3 separate regions of the Homo sapiens genome follow, and all the other regions are linked to region 1. Evidence: chromatin loops called from intact Hi-C (ENCODE). Cell type or tissue: ascending aorta. All regions are shown on one strand.

Region 1 (8,000 bases):
ATGATAATAACATTTATACTACATATATTTGGCACTCTTTTGCAATATAATTTCTCTGAAGACTTTAAGAAATCCCTCAATCAGAGATCTATGAGGTAATATAAAACATAACATAGATAATTCATATTTTAAAGTAATACCAGCCTGTAAATTTAAAAAAAAATCATAATTTATAGTTATCTGTCTTTTTACAAAATTATCCTTTGGAAACAAAAACCTCTTACATTCGCCGCTCATTGTTTGCGGAATCTACAAATATATTCCATGAATGTGCTGCAAGTAGTGTCCTTGGCCACTGGTTAGCACCCACCATTTTCCTGCCCCAATTCCTGCTTGCTGTGGTGGAATCTCCTGTCTCTGTTGATGCCAAAGCAGCAAATGTGCCAACAAATATCCTGTCTATGGGGAAAAAGGAAACCTCAATCTGAAACAGCCAAAGAAAACTGCTGACATCAAGGCAGTTCACAGCATGAACTATGAAAGTTCTATACAGAATTTACTCAAAGACCATCAATTTTTATCTGCCCCCCCTTTTTTTTTTGATAGTACAAGTTGAACTCAAAAATTGGGCCATCCTCAGAACCAACTGCCTCCTCAGCCCTTCAACTTGACATTGAAACAGTTTCGCCCTTAAAATTTACAAGGAGAAAGACCATCCCAATGATGTTAAATAACAGATTCCTATGAAAGCCATAAAAAAGAATGTTTATGTGCAATCTACTGATTTTTAAGTCTTGATAGCTAATTTAAACCTTGTGAATAATATTCTTATTATAATATAGAAATAAACTTTATGCATTACATGTAGAAAAAGAAGAGTTGGGATGTCTATAAAGAAGATTATTTTTAAATCAATTCAGTTCAACAGTATTGTTTAATAGTTGGGGAAAAATCTAGGTTTACAATCAAAGCTCATTAAAATCACAGCACTGGTGAACTAGTCTACAGGATGAATTCCTCCTTCTTCATCCTCAGGAAATATTCCTGAATACTGTTGTGGGAACAGCTCTTAACTGGACAGCTGTTATGTACATCTTTAGTAGAGACAAGGTTCCTGAGAAACTCTTATGTGAGATATAATTTTGCCTCATACACCCTCTTTACTTTAAAAAAAAGCAAGAAGTTCTGACATGGATAGGAAATAAGAAGCAAGTAAAAAAATGTCAGCAATTCCTGTGTGGCATGGCATAAATAATATGGCTGTGTGCAAGAAGACTGTAGAGAATATAAGGACTTTGGGGAAAATTGAGGCTGCTGGAAAGGATAATGGTTAAAACAAGGAGTAGCCTGGGGGACCATAAAAACTCCATGATCTCTACCAGTCTCCATCAAGCCACCTCAAAGAGACATACTAAAGAAAAAGTCTGCTTGCTATGCAAATATAGCTTTGAGACAAATATGCTATTCCACCCTTCAAAAAAAATTGCTGTCCATAAATTTCCCTTGTGAGGTAAGGCGAGAGCAGGACTGGGAGGGGAAGCAGCACAGTACTGCACTGTCACTGCTACCCAACATGTCTACACAGAGGAAAGTAAGGTAGCTACCACAAGTCTCTGGACTCCTGTGGTAATATAAAGGTAATAACAAAGAAAACTAATGAAACTTTTGTATCATGGCATAAAGCAAAAGGAGATTTTATAGACAAATTAAAGTTTTGAAGTTTTGAAGTCAGCAATTAAGCTTTTGATTAATCACAGAAAATATGTTCTTTTCCTTGATTTGAGAATAGCTTCTGGCAAAAAAACTCAGCAATGTTGCACTCCATCAGATTCCACTCTGCAGTAGAGAAACAAAGTAAAATCCCTAAAATAAAGATGACTCAGCACCACAGTTCTCACTCCATGAGGTTTAGATTTGAGTATGAGACACCAGTTTAATAAAGATCTTAAATCAGCGAATGATAAATCATAGTCATTTCATTTTTTAAATTTTACATAGTTCTTCTTGGCTGTGTATTTAAAAATGATTGAATTTAGTTTCTATTGAAACCTGTTTCTCCATAGCTTGAACAGAATTCAATGTGATCACATAAAACTATAATTGATAACACAAAAACTTCTCATAAGACCTGAAAATAAAATGAATACCAAGAAAAAGAATGGTATGGTTAAAACAGTTGTACAAATCTTAAACAGATTAACATAACTTTGTTAATTGTAGTCCATCATTCAAATATTTGAGGCTTTCATATTTTCAACAAAGGCAGACTCTAACAAATTTTATATACTGTCAGAAAGGCTTAACATCAAAGATTTCTCTTATCTGGAAAATGTGTGTGGCACTTCATTGTGGATTTCAATTTGCTGTGAAATGCCCTGAAAATTGATCTTCTGAACCCCGGATTTTCCTGATATACTTTAGCATGTGATTTCAACAGCTGTAAATTCCACTTGTAATTTAGTCATCAAAAGTGACTAGCGGATTAAACAATAAAGTGGCAAATGTCATCTCACACAAAGAATAACTTGTGAGTGAACGTGATTTAGAATTCATGAAGTTTGCCTACCAAACAGGACATTTGGAATTGCCTGTGGAGATAAATTTACTATGCAATTTTTCTTTGGAGATAATTCATTTGGAGACTATTAGAAATATAATACTGTAACATTGATTGTCTTAAAGATAATTTGTCTGCCACTTTAGCCCAGAGTTAGGCAAACTATACTTCCTGGGCCAAATCTGCTGTACCTCCCATTTTTGTAAATAAAGTTTTTTGGAACACAGCCACACACATGCATTCCTTATTGTCTACGGCTACTTTTGTGCTACAACAAAAAAGTTGAGTTGTTATTACAGAAACTGTATGATCTGAAAACCCTAAAATATTTATAGTCTTGCTCTTTGTAGAAAAAGCTTGTCAATCCCTATTTTAGTCTTTATTATTTGTTATACAAACAAGACTTAACATTTATCATGATGAGAGCTACGTATCATTTATTATCCACCAGGCATTGTATTAAACTTTCCCATACTTCTTTTGTCTCACTTCAGTTCTGTGAAGTATTGCTATTCCCATTAAATATATGAGAAATGAGAAGCTTAGGAAGTGTAAGTGCTTTGCCCATGTAAAGAGTGGAACCAGGATCCAGCCTCAACTCTGAATCAAAACCCATATTATTCCTCTTAATCCATCTCATCTCCAATAATTCCATGGTCTTCCTTTCTCCAGACAACTTACATGATTTGAATCTAAGAGAAATAGTGCCAATAGATTTAGTAAGTGTCTTAGACACTTGGATGTGAAGTTATACTTAATATAGAAGAAAGGGAGAAATAGCTTTTAAAGTTTCCTGGAAGTATAAAGAATTCAATCTAAGTACTCAGATCGCCACAACCTGTTTCAAAGTTTTCAAATAAGCCAGTGACTACTGGGAGGCACAATTTGGTTATTAATAAGTAAGTGTCTTTTGGCAAACAACATACGTCAAGCTTCACCTCTTCATCTTTTAAGAAGAAACAAAATACATGGGAATTTGGGGTTATCACAAGAATATCTGCATGCTCAGTCTTGTCTGGCCAGTTTGACCTTCTGTCAAAGTGTTATGAAAAAATAGTTTTTACTCAAAGCAGACAGGCAAAACAGTCAGCTGTGACTTTTGGCAGAGGACTTTTTTCCGCACCCCGACCTGCCCATCCATAGACTATTTATTATTTTTCTCCTGAAACAGGTATGCCTCGCCTGCTCTCCAAGATATTTCATTATAGTTTGAAAATCTAGTATGAAAACCTTAAAATTTCAAAGGAAAAGTATTCTTAAAAGACATCTAGTCTAACTCTCAATTTGTGAAAGAGTAAACTGAGGACTTCATCCCAAGGTAGGATGTAAGAGGTAGGCTGTCCCTGACTCCACTCACAACTGTACAGTCAAGGAGCATCAATCACATGGACACAATGCAGAACCCTCCAGGCATCCCGTGAAAGGCATTGGACTATTCTGTAAACCTACTAGTCATCTAGGGAGTCCTTCTTTTGAGTTTGGAAATTATGCAAATTAAGAAAATATATTTGGTTTACAAAGAATAAATACGATCATCAATAAAATGACTGAAAAGTTAAATCATTATGCAATCTGAGATGATATTATGAGTCATAGCCTGCTGTCCACTCCCTTCTAAAAATATAATTTTAGTACTTATGACAAAAGAAAAATTATGGAATTTTGACATTAATTGTTAAATTGTTTGCTTCTAGTTGTGAAACCATTTTTTAATAGCCTAGTAAAAGCAAGCGCTGTGTAAAAAAATTATTTTCTTCATCTTTTCATCTTTCTTTGGCCCTTCTTCCAACCCCAACCCTTGCTGTCTCTCCCTGTTCCCAGTCCCCTTTGTATCTCCACCCAAGAGGGAAATGCTATTTCTGAACCATGAAAATGGGGATATTGAGATCAAGGAATTTCTGGAATTGTTGAGTTTCCATGCTGGAGTGTTCTTTGCAACAGTGGCCAAAGTTCAAATATTAAATAATACATTTAAAATTACATTGACAGAACTCAGGGGCATATTTTCACTAAATGAAAAGCACAGGTCTCTTAAGTACATATGTCCTCATTTGGTTTCATTTCTTAGACCAAGTTCATATTTTTTTCACTGTCTAAATGTGTACAGAGTTTCTAGCCAGGCTGTGACACCCCACTTCCATGTTCCTTCCACAAATTAAGCTACTAAGGACATTTTCCTGCTCATATTCATCATTTGCGTGTCCTCGTGGTGTTGCATTTGATAGTGGAAAATATTATCAGCATATTATTCCAATGACTTTGGCAAAATAAACTCTCCTTAATAGTAGTCTATTACATACACTATGTGGGACCAAGACTTGCAAAATTTTTCCCCCTGTTCTCCCTGAGTCATCTTGTCTGGCATTTCACAATACATTCCAAGGAGCAACAGAAGGAGAGTAACCGCAACAGTAGCAGAAGCAATTCTTTGAGAGGAAATGCCTTTGTTTTAGGGGAGGAAAGAAAAAGAGAAAAAATAAAGGGAGGCAAAGAGAGGGGGAATCAGCATTGTGAGAGATTAAGAAAATAAAGAAAATAAGGAATACAGGTTATTCATTATTCACCTTCTTGTAGGATGGTTCTAACAACTCAGTGGGTGAAACACCAGAAGATAAGGTGTGAGCTTCCAAGTTTAAGTTTTAGTCTTTGATATGGTGCTATTATTTAGTCTAAGGATTTTCCTACTGTGTTCAATGGCATTACGCACAAATAAATACCACTTTCCTTTCCAAAACAATCTCCAAGTGTGGGTGATTGAGGATAGTGGCCTCAAATTTTCTGCTGACCTGGGGGATATTAATCGAGTTTTTAAGGGAAAATCAAGGATTTTTTTTCTCACCTATCAAGTGAAGCTACTATTAATTAAATGGCAGAGTCCACCAAAAAGACCTATCATCCCAGAAACAAAGGTATGCAGTTTGTACCTACACTTTGGCTAATTATTGAATAATGGTAAATGGATGTATGATAGCACAGATAGGAATAGTAAAGGATCGTATGAATAGGATCAAGCAGAAACATATTCTCAAGCTGTTTCATGCTCCCCAAAAGATGCCTGAGAATTGTACACACTGGCCAAAATGTTTTTGAGACTATTTTTCTGACATATTGCTGACCTTGTATTTCTACAATTTGAGTTTCACAAAGGCAGTATAGTTAGGCATAGACAACATACTTTAGAATAGATATTCTTTGTATAAAAATAATATTACCTTGTAACAAAGCAGACAGAAGGCTGAAACTAGCTCCAGGTCAACTGCCTTAAATGGTTGCATGTCTGGAACACTTTAGATTAAGGTCAGGAAAGGAGAGGTAACTTCATCAACTGGCTTTATTGCCATAGTAAAAGAATTTAGTTGTCAACTAATACTTTCCTAAAGACAAGCCTGGGGACAACAGGACCTCGTGGCACTAAATGCACTCAAATAAATAGGATGGAGGTAGAAATTGAGATAAAAATCCTGAACTTTCTAGAGCTTAGTCATTTGTTTATATTACAGAGTATGGGGTTAAGGAGAGGCTGATTAACAAAGTTTCTACAGGAGGATTTGTGTTACGTTCTGTCATTCTACCACAAAAAGTTGTCAAAGCATTTGAATTGAGTTTAGGTCTCCCATCCTACATACAACTGGGGAGAGACTGAAATGTATGCTTGCCAATGACCATTAAGCTCGGTTAGTTCTTCCTCAAAGGGAAAAGGAACAAAGGAAAAGAGTGTTGCAGCATCAGGGAGCTATTATACAAGGTTGGAGTCCCAGGAGGGTGCTTCAGTCTTTCTATGTTCCTGCTTTTTTTCCATAAGAGAGCACAGCTAGGAGTTGTTGTTATTGTTTTTAACTATAACTTTTATTTTAAGTTCAGGGGTACATGTGCTGGGTTTTTATATAGGTAAATATGTATCATGGGAGTTTGTTGTACAGATTATTTCATCACACAGGCATTAAGCCTAGTACCTATTAGTTATTTTTCCTATTCCTCTCCCTCCTCTCACCCTCCAGCCTCTGATGGACCCCAGTGTGTATTGTTCCCCTCGATGTGTCCATGTGTTCTCATTATTTAGCTCCCACTTGTAAGTGAGAACAACTGGTATTTGTTTTTCTATTCCTGCATTAGTTTGATAAGGACAATGGCCTCCAGCTCCATCCATGTGCCTGCAAAAGACATAATCTTGTTATTTTTTGTGGTTGCATAGTATTCAATGGTGTATATGTACCACATTTTCTTTATATAATCTGTTGTTGATGGGCATTTAGGTTGATTCCATGTCTTTGCTATTGTGAGTAGTGCTGCAATGAACATATACATGCATGTGTCTTTATAACAGAATGATTTATATTACTTTGGGTATATACCCAGTAATGGCATTGCTGGGTCAAATGGTATTTCTGTTTTTAGGTCCTTGAGGAATTACCACACTATCTTTCACAATGATTTGAACTAATTTGCACTCCTACCCACAGTGTATAGGTGTTTTCAATTTTAAAACGTTGTAATTAATTCTCTCAGCAGAAATAATTTCTGCAGGACCCTGGTGGCAGTTGGCAACATGCTCATCTTTGACAGAGTTTACCAGTTATTTATAGCCAAAATAGTGTTGGATGACAAATCCCAGAAAACTCAGCAGCTTAGAATAATAAATATTAGCTAGCTTATAGGTCTTTAGGTTAGCAATTTAGATTGGGCTTAGCTAGGGTACCTGGGCTGACTCAGCTCTCCTTTATGTCCCTTTTATCCTCAGAAGGCTCACCTGTGTTTGTTCTCATGGTGGTCATCATGGCATGAGAGGGCAAAGGTGGTAACAAATAAGCACTTTTCAAGCCTCTTCTAGTGTCAACTCTGCTAACATCCCATTGGCCAAAGGCAGCCCCACTGCCAAACCAGAGTAAAGGGGGCATCACCCCAACCATGGCAAAGAGTATAGATGCACAGTAAGTGAAGAATTGGAGTCATCAGTCCAGCCTTTCACTCAAGGCAAACACGTGTAGTTATTTGGGTAGCCTGTGGGCCTTCAGCTTTCCTGGAATGATAAGATGCTGGCATGAGAGAGACAGCCGCAAGAGGGGAAAGACTTTTAAAGGAAAGAAATGTTTTTAGTAGAGTTAGATGAGCCCTTGGCCAAGCAGAAGAACAAGCCATGAAGATCTGTGTGAAATGACCTGCTGATGTGATTGGCAGGACACCAGCACTTTGGCTGGCTGTTTAGGAAAGAGAACACATTTTTTTTTCATAGCATCTGCTATATACCTAGAGTCTTATTAGGCTATTAGTATTCCTTATTTCAATGAACCCTTGCAATATTTCTAATGTTTTGGTGTAATTATCTCCATTATCTCCACTTTATAGGTGAAAACACTGAATATGGGTTAGCTTTTTAAAAAATAACAGTGCAAGCAAATGGTGAAGTTCCCTTTTCTGATTTCAGATCTTATACTCTCTCTACCACTGCATGTTGTACCCATATTTACATCTAGTATGAATCATCTCCTGTCAACTTTTTTCCTAA
Region 2 (8,000 bases), 130 kb after region 1:
CAGTTACCTTGCCAATTTTTTACTAATTATTCTGAAATTAGGTTTAATTTTACAACCAAAACATAAGACCCAAATTCTTAACTATCTCATTTGAAAACATATGAGTCTGAAACAAGTGTCTTATACAATCTCAGATCTAAAATTGAATTTCAGAAAGATACAAGAATAAGGTGCTATGAAATTAAAGAACATAATCTGGTGGATTTTTATTTTTCTGGAGGACCCTTTCTCCAGGCTGTTGAGCAAGGTATAATTTTCACTAGAGCAGTTCTGTACTATTTCTGCAACCAGGCATTATAAAAATGTTTTTTCCCATTCAAATTCTGCAACAAGCTAAAGACTTATTGGGAAAAAGAAAAGACGGCTTCTTGATTCTAAGAATGATCCAGAAAACACCAATTATGGTGCAAAATTAAAGTTTAATATTTCCAAATATAAATATATTTTTCTCTGTATCCAAGATAGCAATAACCAGTTATTGCAAGGGCATCTGCATTTTAACAGAGGAAATGAGGTAAGCCATAGGAATACATCTAACAGCAGGACTTCAGGCATCAGTCAACAAGACATGGGAGGTCTTCCTTAGAAAAGCAGTGATTTGGCAGAAAGAACTCAATGTCAGACAGGCTTGACTTGACTGGTGGCTGAGCCACTTACTAATCCTGAAACAAGAACAGGGCTTCAACATTTTTCTAAGCCTCAGTTTCCTTATTTCTTAATTTAAAAAAAAAAACACTTTACGTGGTTATTTTGATTATCATTTCAAACAAGGTAAAGCAGGAAGTAGGTAACCAATGCTAATCTCTATGTGATCCTGCTCAAAAAGTTGGTTTTGCCATCTTTAAAGTATGGAGTTCTCCACCAAAGCTCTGGCTGAAGAGTCAAATATATATATAATTCAAAGTAGTCTATATATTCCTGGCAAATGATACTTTAAGGAGATTAAAAGAGAATAAAAGGAATGCCATACATTAATTAAATACCTGCCATATAACCAGACACTATTTCTCCAAGCATAATATATGATAATTCATTTATTCCTGAGAAGTACCCTATAAGATAGGAACTATTTTAACCCCATTTTTCTAAGCATAGAAAAATGAATTTAAAGCCAGAGAGTTTAGTCATTTTTTCCAGAAGCCCTATTGATTTTAGTGAGAAATGAGATCTAAAGTCCATGATTAGATGAATTTAATATTTTTAAGTTATTTTATCATTAGGATATATCCCACAAAACGTGTATATTAAAATTACCCTATTTTGAAATCGCTTGGAATTTTATCTTCTCATGTGATTATACCACCGACAAAACATGTTTAGGTTCATTTTTAAATTTTTATTCTTAAGGATTATCCTTTTATTTAATTATGTAAAATATTTCCATAGTCCCCAAATTAAGCAAAGCTATATTTTGAGAAAGCTAGCTTTTCAATATTTTTAATATTTTATTTTTAATATTAACAGATATATATGTTTTATTTTTAATATTATTTTTATTTTTAATATTAACAGATATATATCTTTTTTTTAACTAAACAATAGCAAACTGCACAACCTTTCTTTTTGCCTGGAATTTTTTCTCCTTTGGATGGGGATATTAACATTTATCCTACTAGTCCCCTGTAGATAGGTACCTAGGTTTCTTCCAGTTTTTGATATTACAAATAGTTCTTTGAATAGCTTTATGCAAACAAAGTACATATTTTTGGTGATATATGCTTGAGATAAGTTTCTAGAAATACCATTTCTAAGTCAAGAGATAAATGGATATGCGATCTATCTAGATATTTTGAAATGTCTCATTATAGCGTTTGTGTCATTTGCAATTTCACTAACAATGTAAGAGTGCTGTTTTACCATAACTTCTTCAGCAAAGTATGTTGTAAGACTTTGTAGTTTTAATTTTTACTCATAGTGAGACATCATCTCAGTGAATTTTTTTCCTCTCTTCTCTTTTCTCCCTTTATCTCTTTTATGGGTATAAAACCAGGTTAGTATTACATGATCTCAATCCCAACACCCAAACAATCAATGATTTCATTAACTGTGGATACATTTCCAGTGGGACAATCATGTTTTTCTGAGGATTCTAATATTTGGAATTTAAAATACTAGTCTCTGCTGTCACATTGAGATGAAGTTGATCCATGGACCAAGAGCATCATTTTGATGTAGCCAGGTTTGACATATGGGCACAAATAGCAGAGTAAACAAATTATTTGGCAAAAAAAGAAACCAGAGGTACAGAGAGCAACAGAAAATGAAATCAAATGCCCCCAGATGGATGGAAGGAGTCATGTTTATTTGTGTGTCTGATCAAACAAAACTCAATGTGCAAGAATATGGCTTTCTTCATATTTCCACAAGCAAATGTAATTTCCATTGTGGGCTCCTCTCTGTACTGATATTAGAAAATATTACCTAGTCACTACCTAAACTTAGCAGACATTACTTTGCTCTATGCTGATTTTAAATTTCATAAGTTTAGGATTTAAACTCAGTTAGTTGAGGAGACAGAATGTTAATTTAGAACTTCTTCCTTCTCACTACGGAGGCTCTGGAAGCAGGCAGTCATTCATGGAATTGGTGGCAAAGGGAATCTGGTCCTTGACCATCTCTTAAAACTAGCCTCCACCGAGATACAACACTTTATATTTGGTCATTTTCACCATGTGCTATTAATGCTAAGGTCCCTAGGTTTACTATGGTGCCTGTTGTCCAAATTACAGTAACAGAAGTCTCCTTCCCTACTTGAACTCCAAAGCCTTTTGCAGTCTCTGGCTGCCTTCTTCCACACTTCCCTGGTATCCTGTGAGTCTTCCTTTAGGCCTGACTGCCTACTCTATGCTTGCTGTCTTACAGCTGTGCATCATTTAGGGTGCAGGGCTTCTTTGCAAGGCCGATGGGATCCTGGGCTACACCTGGAAGCATAGGCCAAGGTATTCTTGCTTTAGGATCCCCTCAAATTTATTTTTTCTGTTGTCATTTCCTCCCCAGGGGCAAGACTCAAGGTTCTTTAGGACTTGGAGGTTTTGGTTCATGACAGTGATTAACACTCCTGTCCTCCTCTCCAAATTTGGGAGAAAAACATCTCTTGGTCTAGCCCAGAAAAGGCACTTACTTCCTTTTTCGTGTGTGGGAAGAACTATGCACATCTTTCCAATGAAGCCATTTATGTAGGTCACTCAGGCACACAATAGCAAGACTGTTTCCCCTGGTTCCCTTTTCTCCCACTCCTTCCCTAAAGCAAAGCACAAACAGACCCTGTGAGCTAAAGGAAACGTTTTGGTGCAGAGTTACATGTATAGTTGCCTGACCCATTAGTCATCAAATCAGACAAGTCCACTCTGTGAATATAGATGACAGAAACTGTGTTTACCCAGCTGCTACACCTATACTTGAACTTCTAAAGTGGGCAAAACTCTATAGCACTTTAAGCTGTGACAGAGCTGGCTCTTGTATTTAAAAATAACATATAAAACTTTAAAAATTGAATGGCTGGATGTGATTAAACAGAAAAGGGATAATTCAGATTGAGTTTGTGTGTTGGTTGTGTCAGGTTTTTCACATGAAATACCTCATTTAAGTCTCATAACCATAAAGCAGCTAACAGATATTAGCTGCTTTATTTTGGGGAAGAGGAAACAAGATTGAGTTACTTAAGTTATAATGAGTCCACTGTTACGGGTTAAATTGCATCCCTTCAAAAGATGTATTGAAGTATTAAACCCGTGGTACTGTGAATGTGATCTCATTTGAAAATAAGGTCTGTAAAGGTATAATCAAGATTAGATGAGGTTATACTGAATTATGGCAGGCCCCCATATCCAGTGATTTCTATCTTCCTAAGGAAAAAAGATTTGGAGACAATCAGATGCACACAAAGGGAAAACAGCCACATGAAGTTGTAGACAGAGATTGGAGTAATGAAGTTAGAGCTGAGGAATGCCAAGAATTGCCAGCAACCACCAGAGGCTAAGAAAAGGCGAGGAAGTAGTCTTCCCTAGAGCCTTCAGCAGAAGCCTGGCCTTACTGACAACTTCAAACTTCTAGCCTCAACTGTGAGAGAATAAATTTCTGTTATTTTAAGCCACTCAGCTTGTGGTAATTCGTTACGACAGCTCTGGGAAAACTAATAAAATCCCCCATTCACTGAATGCCTACGAGGTCACAGACATTCTCCTCACCATCTATTATATGCTACTTAATTTAATTCTCATGCCAACCATCACCTCTGCTACAGATTGAAAGTTTGTGTCTCCCCAAAATGTGTATGTTGAAAGTTAATCCCCAGTGTGATGGTATTTGGAGGTGGGGCCTTTGGAAGGTACTTAGGTCAGGAGGGCAAAGCTTTCATGAACAGGACTAGTGCGCTTACAAAATGGACCCCAGACAGCTCTCTTGACCCTTCTGCCATGTGAGGACCCAGTGAGAAAGACAATTGTCTATGACCCAGGAAGTGGGCCACCACCAGCCACCAAATCTGCCAGCCCTTGATCTTAGATTTCCCAGCCTTCAGAATTGTGAGAAACACAAGTGCTGTTGTTTAAAAGCCACCTAGTCTATAGTGCTTTTGTTATATCAGCCCAAATGGACTAAGACAACCTTCAATTACAGAGATGACAGCAAGGCTTAGACAGGTTAGGTAGCTCACCAGTGTCAGACTATTTCAAAGTGATAGGGCCAAGTTTTTAAAGTTCAGAGTCAAAGAATCTACTATACTATAAATGCCTTTCTAGATTCACACAGCCAGAAAGTGAATTTGAAACCAGGTTTTCAGATTCGAACTCTTATTGTTAAACAGAATAAAAAGCTAAAATGCCACATTTTCACTACAAAGTTGACATTAACAAATAGAGGCTTGTAGGGATGTCATTGTAAGGTTCTAAGCATGACATATTAGACAAAGAATTATAAAGAAAGATTGCAATGGAAATATGCTAGTGAGATAATTAACTTAATTATCTTAAATTATTTGGTTTTGCTGCAGTTGTCTTGCATTAACTCTAACCACACAAGATGCAGTTAACAAAGATCTTTTTTGAAATTTTTCAATTTTTTTGTTACAGAAGATTTCAAAAATATACCAACATAGAATAATATCAGACACGCAAATATATAACATACGATTTCAATAATTATCCATTATTGACCAATCTTCTTTTATTTACATCTCTAGCCATCAATTCCAACATAAATTATTCTAAACAGAACTCCTATATTATACCATTTCAAACACACACACACACACATACACACACACACACACACACAATATTATCTAATTTAGGTATTTCTTCCTACAGAACCACTGTAGAAAAGGGAAAAAGAAAACGAGTTTACCTGACAGGTAATCTGGCACCACCTGCTCCCTACTGTAGCTGGACCAAAGGTTCTGTCCTTCTGCTTCTCCCTTCCTGCCTGGAGAAGGACTCAGGCTACCTTGCCAATCTTAATTCCTCAAGAAAAGTGAGTAAGTCCTACCAAGTCTAACTAAGAATTAGAAGTTCTTTGCCGGAGAAAGAAAATGGCAGCAGTCACCTCTAGCCATGTTTTTCTAACTCTCTTGATAATAAGAATCACCTGAGATTCTAATCACCTGAAGGTTCATTCCTGCATATTGCCCCATTGAGCAATAAAATATGGAAGTATAATTATTAATTATTTATCTGAAATAAAATACACAGAACTACAATTATTTATTGTTTATATGGAATTCAAATCTGCTGATATCCTGTATTTTATCTGGCATCTTTACTGGTAATGATTAAGAATAATGTTTTTAACATGCACTTCAGGTGTTTCTTGTTACAGTGTCTTAAGTAGAAATTCTAGGCAGTTTCATTTTTAGCCAAGCCTACCCTCACATTTCCAAGTGACCCTTATAAATGCTCAAATTGGCTGTGTAAATATCACTATCATTGTTACTTACCACTTACGAATACTTGCCATGACTTGCAATCATATTTATGTAGATTATTCAGCATGTGTCAGATGAAGTTAATTTATCCTTTGTTGATTATAGCAGTAAATTATTGATTCATAGTTGTTCTTCAAATTTTGTAGATCATAGTAATTGTTTCAATTTTAGAAATTAGAAGAAATGTTTCACAACACATGCTGGAAGCTGTAAAAGTGGGTCTTTGGAGGTGGCATGTAATGGTTCTTCTTGACCTTGAATTTATGACATCACTTGCAGCAAGCTCAGAAATGACAGAATGCGCCAGATCTTGACACAATGTTTTGTCCTCAGAGAATCCTCCTCTCTGGAATGTGCTTCTTCTTTTGGTCTGATGAAACACAAACTTCTTGGCTCAAAGGATATATTCAAGGGCCAATTGTTTACAAAAACATTTTCTTGAGGGCTTGAAAGTAGGGGTCTAGATGATAGATGGTGTTTTAAATGCATTTGCCATGTGTGAATCCCTGGAGGATCAGTAATGGAAGCATTTCCAAAAGTATTACCACTAATTAGGAATGTTGGTCTATGAAAAATTAGCCTCAGATACTTTGAAGGCTGGACATGTCAATGATTCCCAGATTTCTAAAGTCAAGGTGTGAGAAACTAATTGCCAAAAATACAAAGATGGATTTAATAAACATAACTGTGTCCAGCTTCAACAGTCTAGAAGCCCAAGAAAATTTCAGGATTTGATTTAACAGAACTTCCATGACCTTTGGTAGCCTTCCATTAAAGAAAAATCAAGCATATTTGATTTAAACAATTCTAGCCTTCAATGATAAATAAAAAGTATCCTTCACAAACATCTGAGATCTTGTAAAGTTTTTATTTTAAAAGGCCCAAATTTTCTCTAGGGTTTTAAATTATTTTCAAAGATTCGAAAGTTTTGGCTTCTCAGGACTAATACACTGGGAACAATGAAAGATAAACTAAGAAACTTTCCTCTCACAGAGCCTCCGGTTAAAAAGAAACATGATTTCTGTGTTCGGTCAGATTAGTATGTGAAATCTACTCAGATTCCACAAAACCATACAGAGTAACTGGCCCCTGACAGTCTCACTATATTTTTACCTTTAAGGTTTTGTTAAAATTTTGGATGATAATGGCTCTCCCCCAGCATCATTAAATGAGATGTACAATCAATCTTGAGTAAATTAATTGAAGAAAAAAGAACAAATGAATGAACATATCTTGAGTGAAGGACCAGCCATTTAATTGTGGGTGAAATTGCTGCTACAAGTTTTTCATATTAACAAGGATGCAATCAGCATAAAGAATGATGATGTTGAAAGTAACATATTTTCCTAACTGCATCAGTTACCGTGAAAAAGCAATAAACAATTCTTAAGAAAACCCTTCTGAGCAAATACTTTGGTTGTCCAAAATGAGGAGGAGCTGCCCACCCGAGTGTTTCAAAATCAGAATGATGACTGTCTTTTTCCACAAGGAGTATGCCAACTCTGAGAAGAGCTATGAGTCATGTCATTGATTGTATGCAGTTCTTGTTCTTTAAATTTTATTTTCATTACAAGTGTCTGATACTATAAAAATCAAAGGAGGGAAAAAACCTTAACCATTTCAGCAATGAACTCAAGGCCATATATTTGATTTTTAAAAATACCTTAAATCTTGCAAAAATCTTAGCTTTACTAATACTCGGATGTAGTGTTTATTTCTGACTATTTTAGTGCATGTCAGTTTACTTTGGACTATTTCAAGGCTTTCTTTGAATGTGGACATACTTTTCTTTGTTTGACATTAATTCAAGAAGCTTTATTTTACCACAGGCAATTATTTCCTATTGATTTTTACTACTAAACTCTTTCTCTTTTAAGACTAGTAAACTTAAAAATTAGTCAAGCTGTCTTAGGTCTTAGAAACTTGCTCTACCCCAAAATTGATTCCACTTACTTTTACTCAGTTCATCCAGGTAAAGTTTACATACAATAAAATTCACCAATTTTAAGTGTACAACTCAATGAGTTTTGAAAAATGTATGCATTCATATTTACATATTTCCTCATGCCACTTATAGTCA
Region 3 (8,000 bases), 330 kb after region 1:
CCTGTGCTCTGCACTGAATTATCAACTCTTTCCCATTCATGATTAGTCTGAATACTTTCACCTAGCCACAGAACCACAGCTGCCAAAAATGCATGCAGGCACACCCTCATATTCTTAAAATGAATGTACTTAACAAATTTCAGAAGCTCCCTTGTTCAATGTCTCAAAATTTTCTGCTGTCAGTCCTCTGTTCAACCTTAAACTAAGCTTCTTCATGTAATTATTCAAGACTTAGAAGTAATAATATGCCTAAATTCCAAAAGATGGTTTGAAAGGAATCTTACTAGTTCATTTTTACATTAACCAGTGGGCATTTGCTTAAATGAGGGAGTTTCCATTTGAATGGAGGTTAATGTCTACGAAAACTAGGGAGAAGCATTTGGAGAGATAACTTTTATCCCTAAGGTTTTCACAATCCCACAACCTCATTTTTCCGAAGTCATTCTATACTACCTATTGGCTTTGGTTGGTTAATCCTTTTGTATAAGGCAGGTAATGCGGCCTTTCCTATCAAAGGTAATGAAACCATTAGTGATCAGATCTCTTGACTATCAGCACCAAGCCACAAGAGTGGCTGACACTTAGAGTCAAGTGTTAATGTCAAGCTGGCTGTGACAAGCAGAGGCTTCCTCAGTTCACTTTAGCTGAGGATACTTGTGGTTGAATTGGAAATATGACACCCCAGAGACCCACTAATGCATGTCTACTCAGCCCTTATCTCATTATCAATGTTGTTTCCTTACATTCTGACATTAATTAATTACTTCCCCCAATTAGACAGCACTTTATGCCACACCACCTCAAACAACGCTGTCCAAGCTGCAACTGGGCACTGTTGGATCAAAAGTCCAAGTCTGATGCAATGCAGTTCCCCTATTGGAGCCTGGGGCTGAGAGTGGGCTGATTTCAGCAAGATGGAAAGCAGCCTGTGCTGAGAACCCTGCCTGGCAGAATCGGCACAGGTCACAATCTCTGAAGCATTACAACAGGTTTTATAATGTTGCATGCCCTGTATGACAGGATTTTTCACTCAAGTTTTGAGCTATAACTCATTGGTTACTCTTAGGTTTTGTCCATCTGACTTCCAGCAAAGCTTCAAATATTGGTTTGGTTGATGAAGTCCCTACTTTGTTTTCTTATTCTGACAACATGCATTTTCAGCATTAGTCTACTGAATTCTTCTAAATGTCACTAAGACTTGGATAAGCCCAGTTTTTCTTGTGCATAAAAAGAATTCTAGGTTGCGCAGGGGGCATTTTTAGCTAAACCCTCCCCAGAATCACAACCCCCCTAAAAAAAATAAACTAAAATACAAATTTATAATTCCCTTCCCACAAGTAGCAAAGTCAAGGGTCTTCATTAAAGATTATGGGAGTTATGCCCCCACTATGTCAGGGCACTTCTCAGAATAACTGCATTTCCTCAGTTTTCTCCATGGTTTCTAAGTAACAATGCTGCACAACTGGATACTGTACTAAGTTCACTCTCAGGGCTATTTGTTGCCCTCTGGAGCTGTGTGCACATGTAGAAGTTGGGTCCACCTTTACTGCTGGAAAACACATTTATGTAATCAGCTCTTTCAATAAATGTCACATATTTTAGATAGAATTACAAAGAGAAAGAGTTGCAGAACTTTAACCCTTTAAGAAAAGTAGATTTTTTTTGTCTTCATTATTTAAAATGTAACCCTAGGACTTTGGTTAGCCATAAAAGAATCGGAATTTATAGGAAGACAGAAGAAACAATGAGATAAAATGAGTGATGCCAGATGAAGAAAAAGAAGAAAGAAGCCAATTCTATAGCCTGACTCAATAGTCAGTTGAATGTTGCCAAATTAGAGAAGATTATTCTCTTGGACTTCAGAACTTAAATAAAGAACTAAGCTTGAGTAGTCAAGTAAGACTAGATTTGATTCATTCTTGGAGATTTCTTTCCATTTGAGAAAACCATAATTGAAATGCAATGTCACAATATGAAGTATTTTGCTACCCTTGACCTAAAAAGTATACTTTGTCCTTAGGCTTTTACTTTTTTCCAAATATGAACATGTAACATGTATAAATATATACATCTAAAGATGGCTATATGCTCAACTGTATTTGTGATGTGTACACACAAAAAGAAATTCTAAAATCTTCAAACTCCAAATGTTAAAGGCATCATGTATATTATTCTGACTCTGTTAATACTAGCAATATTATCATTCCTAACTTAGAACTCCCAAAAAAAGTCAAGTAGGCAAGAAATGTGTCCTGTCAATCTTAAGAGAGATTCAAGAAACATGTTGTAATTATAAAACAGGCTGCTTAGGAAATTATTACCCTGCATACACAAATAGCAGCATAAATTCTATGACTGTTAACAGAAGTATTCAGTATATATTTATAATATCACAGGCAGATTTCTCTTAAGTAAAGACTATCACAATTATCATTTCAGTAATTTTCCCCAAAGCTATTATATGCATTATAATCAAAAAAGGAAAAAAAATTCTGTACAAATTATGTATTCTGAATAGTAAGACAATTGATTAGCAAAAAAGATGCAATGGGTGAACTAGTAGAAAGAGTGAGGGAAGTTGTGCCAGTAAAGAGAGAGTTTGGACAAAAGAGAAGGAAGTTGTATGAGAGCAAATTTGCCATATAAATCAAGTCACTCAGTTCTTACACTTTATACAGTCCAAGATAAGTAGAAGCTTTTCATTCAATGACACTTTCACTATCTTCCATGGTGATAGTAGTAATAGTGTGAGATTTTGCAGGAAACTCCAAGGGTAGTTCTTATGATATGTTTTCTCGGAACTGTTTTGAGATAGGGGAGAGGGCCAAGCCTTTATAATCCCACATTAGTCCTTGGATGTGGGTTACCTTGAAAGAGGTATGATTTGGCATAAAGAACTAAGTTCTATTTTTTCTTTTATTTGTTCTGCAAGCTAGGAAGCCTTAAATTCCCCCTTGGTGTCAGCCGCGGCCTCCACTAAAGCTGCCTCAGAGTTCAATTTCTTCCTCCTCACTACTTGCTTCTCTTCCCTTCGATGGGTGTTACTCTCAAGGACGCACCTAATAAGCCTCCTAGACACTCATCTCCATCTCAGATTCTGTTTCTGGAGGAACCCAAGTTGAAGCATCCTTGAATTCCAAATCCCATGCTCTTCTAAGCTAATCATGCTAAGCATCTTGTGAAGTTTGTCCATAGCAGATTCAGAGCACTCAATCATACAGAACAGACAATTGGACATTTTTATGTCATCTCAGAGGAAAATCACATTTGCTTTAACTTTTCTCATCCCCAATTATCTTTTTCTCATCCCCAATTATCTTTTTCTCATCATTGATTCTTAAAATCCCTTTAACAATGCAAAATCTTTCATTCTACCATCATAGATATTTTAATGAAAATGCAGTTAAAATCACTGCAGTGCATGATATTTAGTTCAAGGGGTAGGGACCCAGCTACTGGAAGGCTATGGGACCATGCTGAATAATAATTCAATCTCCCTGGTCATCACTAGCTGTGAGTTATATCTACACACTCAGCAGCCATTTTATACATAAGGGTAAGTGTTTCACAGAATTCCTACCTTAGCCCTGTCTTATATTTTAGCTCTCTGTACAAAGGTACAATACATCTTTTATTCATGAAGATTCAGTTTTGCCTATCATTTAACATTAACATTTAACACCATAAAGTCATAAAGCTAGACAGATCTGCAGAGGTCATCAGATTGGATTTTGTCCTAATTATTAAAGAAAAACAATAAAATATTATCCTCCTTGTCCTTCTTACTCCACAAGAAATGGATGAAACCAGCTCCAAATTTGACCATGCTTCCTTGACCATTTTCTACTCCAAATAGAACAAATTAATTACAATGAGAAACTGCAATGTATGGCATAAAAAAGGGAAAAGTTTAATATCCAGGGTTTATACATAAGCACGGATACATGCACTTGATCATCCATGCACACATGTATACACACTCCTACTGATCCCTTATCACAGCCTCTCTGTTTTGTTGTTGTTGTTTACCAAACTATAATTTTGTAGCAGTCAGTGCAGAACAAATTATGCTGTGACAATAAACAACCCTTGCAACAGCAAAGCTAATTTTCATGCATACTACCCATCCATCAAATATCTATGCCACACTATTTCATCCTGGTACCCAGACTCAAGGAACAGCCTGATCTATCTCCTTCTAGACGTTTAGCATATTGATATAGTGTGAAATCGAAGAAGGTTTTAATTTTTATAATGTGTACTTGGCATAGGAAGCAAATAGACCATTTTTTGACTTAAAAACTGGAAAACAGAGCAGTAAAGACTTTCTCAGACATAATTTCCATTATATGGAAAATAGATTTCTGTTTTCTAGGTTGAAGACTTTATTTTTGCTTTAAGGATATAGTCTAGGAAAATGTGCTGTCCACTTTGAAGTAAAGTAAAAGCAAAACTGCAATCCTTTGACCTATCAACTTGAGATCAAGGTAAAAGTGATTATTCAAGGCAACATCATGTGATAACTTACAAAACTTATTATTTGCCATCTGTGTTCCTATTTTCTCCAAGTTTGGCTGCCAAATCAGTTTTAAATTTTCTATGGCCTCACACCCACTGAGAAAAGTGCCTCAGCCTAAGGGTCTTAGCTGTAGTCAATGACGGCTCTAAAAACAAAGCAAAACAAAATAAAAACTTTGAGAATTCCAGTTCAATAATAGCTCCTAGTATTTCCTTGATGTTCTCACTTCTGCTGAAAATTTTGCCTGTCTTAATTTTGGATTGGGGATTTAAAAAACAAATAAACAACCTGTCTCCTGGTTCTGGGCTATGTATTTTACTTGTCCTTACCTTAAATGGTTGGCTGATTTAGGCTCCTACCTTCAAGCCCTTTTTAGGACACAGCATTGGAGGAACCTCTGTCTTAAACTCTATTTTCTCAGCAAGCAACCTGAGGTAGCAACACCGGAGTGTGAGTTATTGTAGAGTCACAGAAAAAAGAGACTGACATAAAATAAATAAACAAAGACCAAATAGAAAAGCAGCCAAGAAAGAAGTAAGAAGAATAAATAGCTTGAATAGGCATTTTATAAAAATACCTAAATGATAAGGAGCTTGTTTTAACGGAGAAATTGAAACCCAAAGCAAATTTTCATTATTATGAGGAAGTTTACTTGTTCCAGATGCCAAAGGATCACACTGTGACTTTAGGGGGAAAAGTGACACATAAGTAAGCACTCTCTTTTCATTGTTTGGGTTGCCTCATACATAAAGTTAGGGAAGATCACATCTTGAACCAAGAATTACAAATTACCAAGACTACTGCCCCCATTCTTGGCATACCATATGCCTAAGGTGGCTGTAATTAGTCACTTCTTTGGATCAAGATACTTGGGCCCTTTGGTCAGCTGTTAATATGATTATATTGGGTTTTTTTATGTAATAACTTAGCTATTTTTTTTCTACTATCTATCAAGTTCTTGAGACAAAAAAAAGAGAAAGTTTCCTAGAAAATGAGAAAGAAATGTTTAGGCTCTGCAGTAGCACTAAGGGGTACCCTCAGACAGCTTAAACTCCACTGCCCAACCTCTCCCAAAGTCAACTCTAATACATGTTTAATCTAAAGAAAATGGTGTGTCTGTTCTTAATGCAGCTTCCCTGCAAATCTCGCAGACCTTCCCTTCCAATCAGATTGCCATCCTAGTTTCCTTATACAAAGTCTAGGATAGCAGAACACAGGCCTCTCCCCATCATGAGCATAGCCAGAGAGAGCCCCACCTATGGAAACTCTGGAGCGCAGGTGGGTAGCATCTGAAATCTGAGGAACTGACTTAATGAAACTGGGGAAACACCTATGAAGTGGGGAAGGGAACCTGGTCAGTTCATGGTGGTGTCAAAATATGTTAAAGGCTGGATGCAGTGGCTCCTGTTCATAATCCCAGCACATTAGGAGGCCTAGGTGAGAAGATCACTTGAGCCCAGGAATTCGAGACCAGCCTGGGCAACATGGTGAGACCCTGTTTGCACTAAAAATAAAAAAAAAAAAATAGCAGGGCATGGTGGCACATGCTTGTAGTCCCAACTACTCAAGAGGCTGAGGTAGGAAGACCACTTGAGCCTGGGAAATCGAGACTGCAGTGAGCCATAATTGCACCACTGCACTCCAGCCTGGGCAGCAGAGAAAGATCCTGTCTAAAAAGAAAAAAAAAGTTTAAGTGTGGTTCACAAAAACACAAAACCAAGAACAAGTAACAAGAAATCAGAAGTAGCTATTGGTGCACAGAATCAGTTGTTTGCATTGGCCAGCAGCAACAGGAAACTCAGTAGCACCATGACCCTGGGAGGTAGGTGCACTCAGCCAGAACTTGGAAGTTCAGAGAACAGGATTAAACTCCCTGGAAAGATGATTGTAAGAATTAATCAAGGCACCAGGGCTTCAGTCAAGAAGGCAAACTGCAATCTGTTCTATAGAAAAACTAGCCTATGAAACAAGGAAGCTACATGAATGTCTGACTGGGCCAACAACCAGGGGAGGCTTTGGTTCAGCAAGGTTATGCCCAACACAATGTAACTCAATTCCCCCCAAAAAGACAAGCTGCCATGCAAGGAAACTCTTGACTTAGGACCCAGACTGTGTTTAGACCTGAATATAAGCCCAACAATACTTGTCCTTGGGAAACTGAGGAAGAAAAGGCAAGAAAATCGGCTGGATACTTTTTTAAATAATCTATATTTTATGATTCATGTTCTGAGAAAGCTCTCATGCTGAAATTTACATAGTTACAAATATTAAAAATGGTTGGCAAATACTATTTTTGTTTTGCTAGGTTCTCAGAAAGAAAATACAAAGGGTAGCATATCTTTTGTGAGACATTTATCTTAGAACAAGCAGTTACCTTATTTCCTGGCCCCTTTGAAAGCATTACACAGTAATCTGACAATATATTAACATTCACATTTGAACCACTGACTACATTCACAAGAAACAAACATTTCTACTTTCTTGATGTTATTCATCTGATGTTTACAATTTGACATGTAGTTCTTCATTCATATCAGCTGTCTATATATATATTATATATATTTATATATAATATATATATATCATTATAAATATTTAAACCAAACCATACTTGAACATCTCAATAAACTTCCCTATTATTGTGACTGTATATGCAGAAGCTCTTGAAAACATGATCCGTCCACTGTGGATAAGAGAAAGACCTCTCAACGAATGAAAACAAAGCTGTCAGTCGGGGAGGAAGAGGGTGACCAAAGAAAAGTTGAAGGGGACTCTGTGTAAAACATATCTTTGTTTTTCCATTTAAGAGTCACATTTAATGAAGAAAACTTTATACACAAATATGTGAAGTCTCTTTCAGATGATACTTTGCCTCTCTTATGGCTTAAAGATACTAATGTGGAGGAAATGCCTTGTGTCTCATGTTCCATCCTGGCTTGTGTGAAATTTTATTGGCTTTCCAAGAAAAAAAAAACAGGTCAAATATAGTTTCCATCTATTACGTTCACAGAGCTACTAATAAACTTGAGCCTCATTTCATGCTGATAGCTGCATAGTGTCAGCAAAATTCCTTGGAAACACATAGACTTATGATCCTCAAATAAAGAGATAGTCAAACCATAAAGGGATTCCAGCATTCAAGAGGATTCAACTGTCTATGTCCAGACCCACTAGATGTCACTGTGTGCGTGAGTACATTTGCATAAGACTGACACATGTTGAAGAGGAGAGGAAACCACTGTGGGACAGAATGTCAGGTAACAGAGGTTGAGATTGATGTACATATTTACAAGCCAGGGAACACCAAGGATTACCAGCAATACCAGAAGCTAAGAGAAAGACATGGAACAGATTCTCCTCTACAGCCTTCAGAGAAAGCATGGCCCTGCAGAAAACTTGGTTTGGACTTATAGCCTCCAGAACTGTGAAATAATAAATTTACACTGTTTTAAGGCACCTCCTTTGCAGTACTTGATTACAA

The links. A loop is a pair of places that touch in the nucleus more often than their neighbours do. Peaks named below come from ENCODE experiments on the same cell type or tissue, not always from the same donor. Only the 100,000 strongest peaks of a DNase experiment are listed, where the experiment ranks them.
Region 2: a loop joins it to region 1, with 7 times the contacts of the local background. A loop is called at or near these places in 2 of 110 quality-filtered maps.
Region 3: it touches region 1 in a loop (2.2-fold over the local background); 2 of 110 quality-filtered maps call a loop at or near these places.

Annotation. Positions count from the first base shown.
Region 1 is chr6:74,602,055-74,610,054 of GRCh38, forward strand. All of the region lies in intron 2 of LOC101928516 (a long non-coding RNA gene), which reads left to right. The region is part of intron 2 of LOC105377858 (a long non-coding RNA gene); the gene reads right to left. Among named protein-coding and RNA genes, the nearest start is that of SNORD156, 520 kb to the right of the region's middle. In ascending aorta, no CTCF peak of the experiment used is centred here; a DNase peak (open chromatin) is centred at 4,657; H3K27ac peaks cover 793 bases.
Region 2 is chr6:74,728,149-74,736,148 of GRCh38, forward strand. It overlaps LOC105377858 (a long non-coding RNA gene), which reads right to left and starts at 6,217. Exons shown (of 3, transcript NR_187974.1): 1 at 5,933-6,217. In ascending aorta, no CTCF peak of the experiment used is centred here; a DNase peak (open chromatin) is centred at 7,373; H3K27ac peaks cover 416 bases.
Region 3 is chr6:74,931,800-74,939,799 of GRCh38, forward strand. No RefSeq gene overlaps it. Among named protein-coding and RNA genes, the nearest start is that of SNORD156, 190 kb to the right of the region's middle. In ascending aorta, no CTCF peak of the experiment used is centred here; no DNase peak of the experiment used is centred here.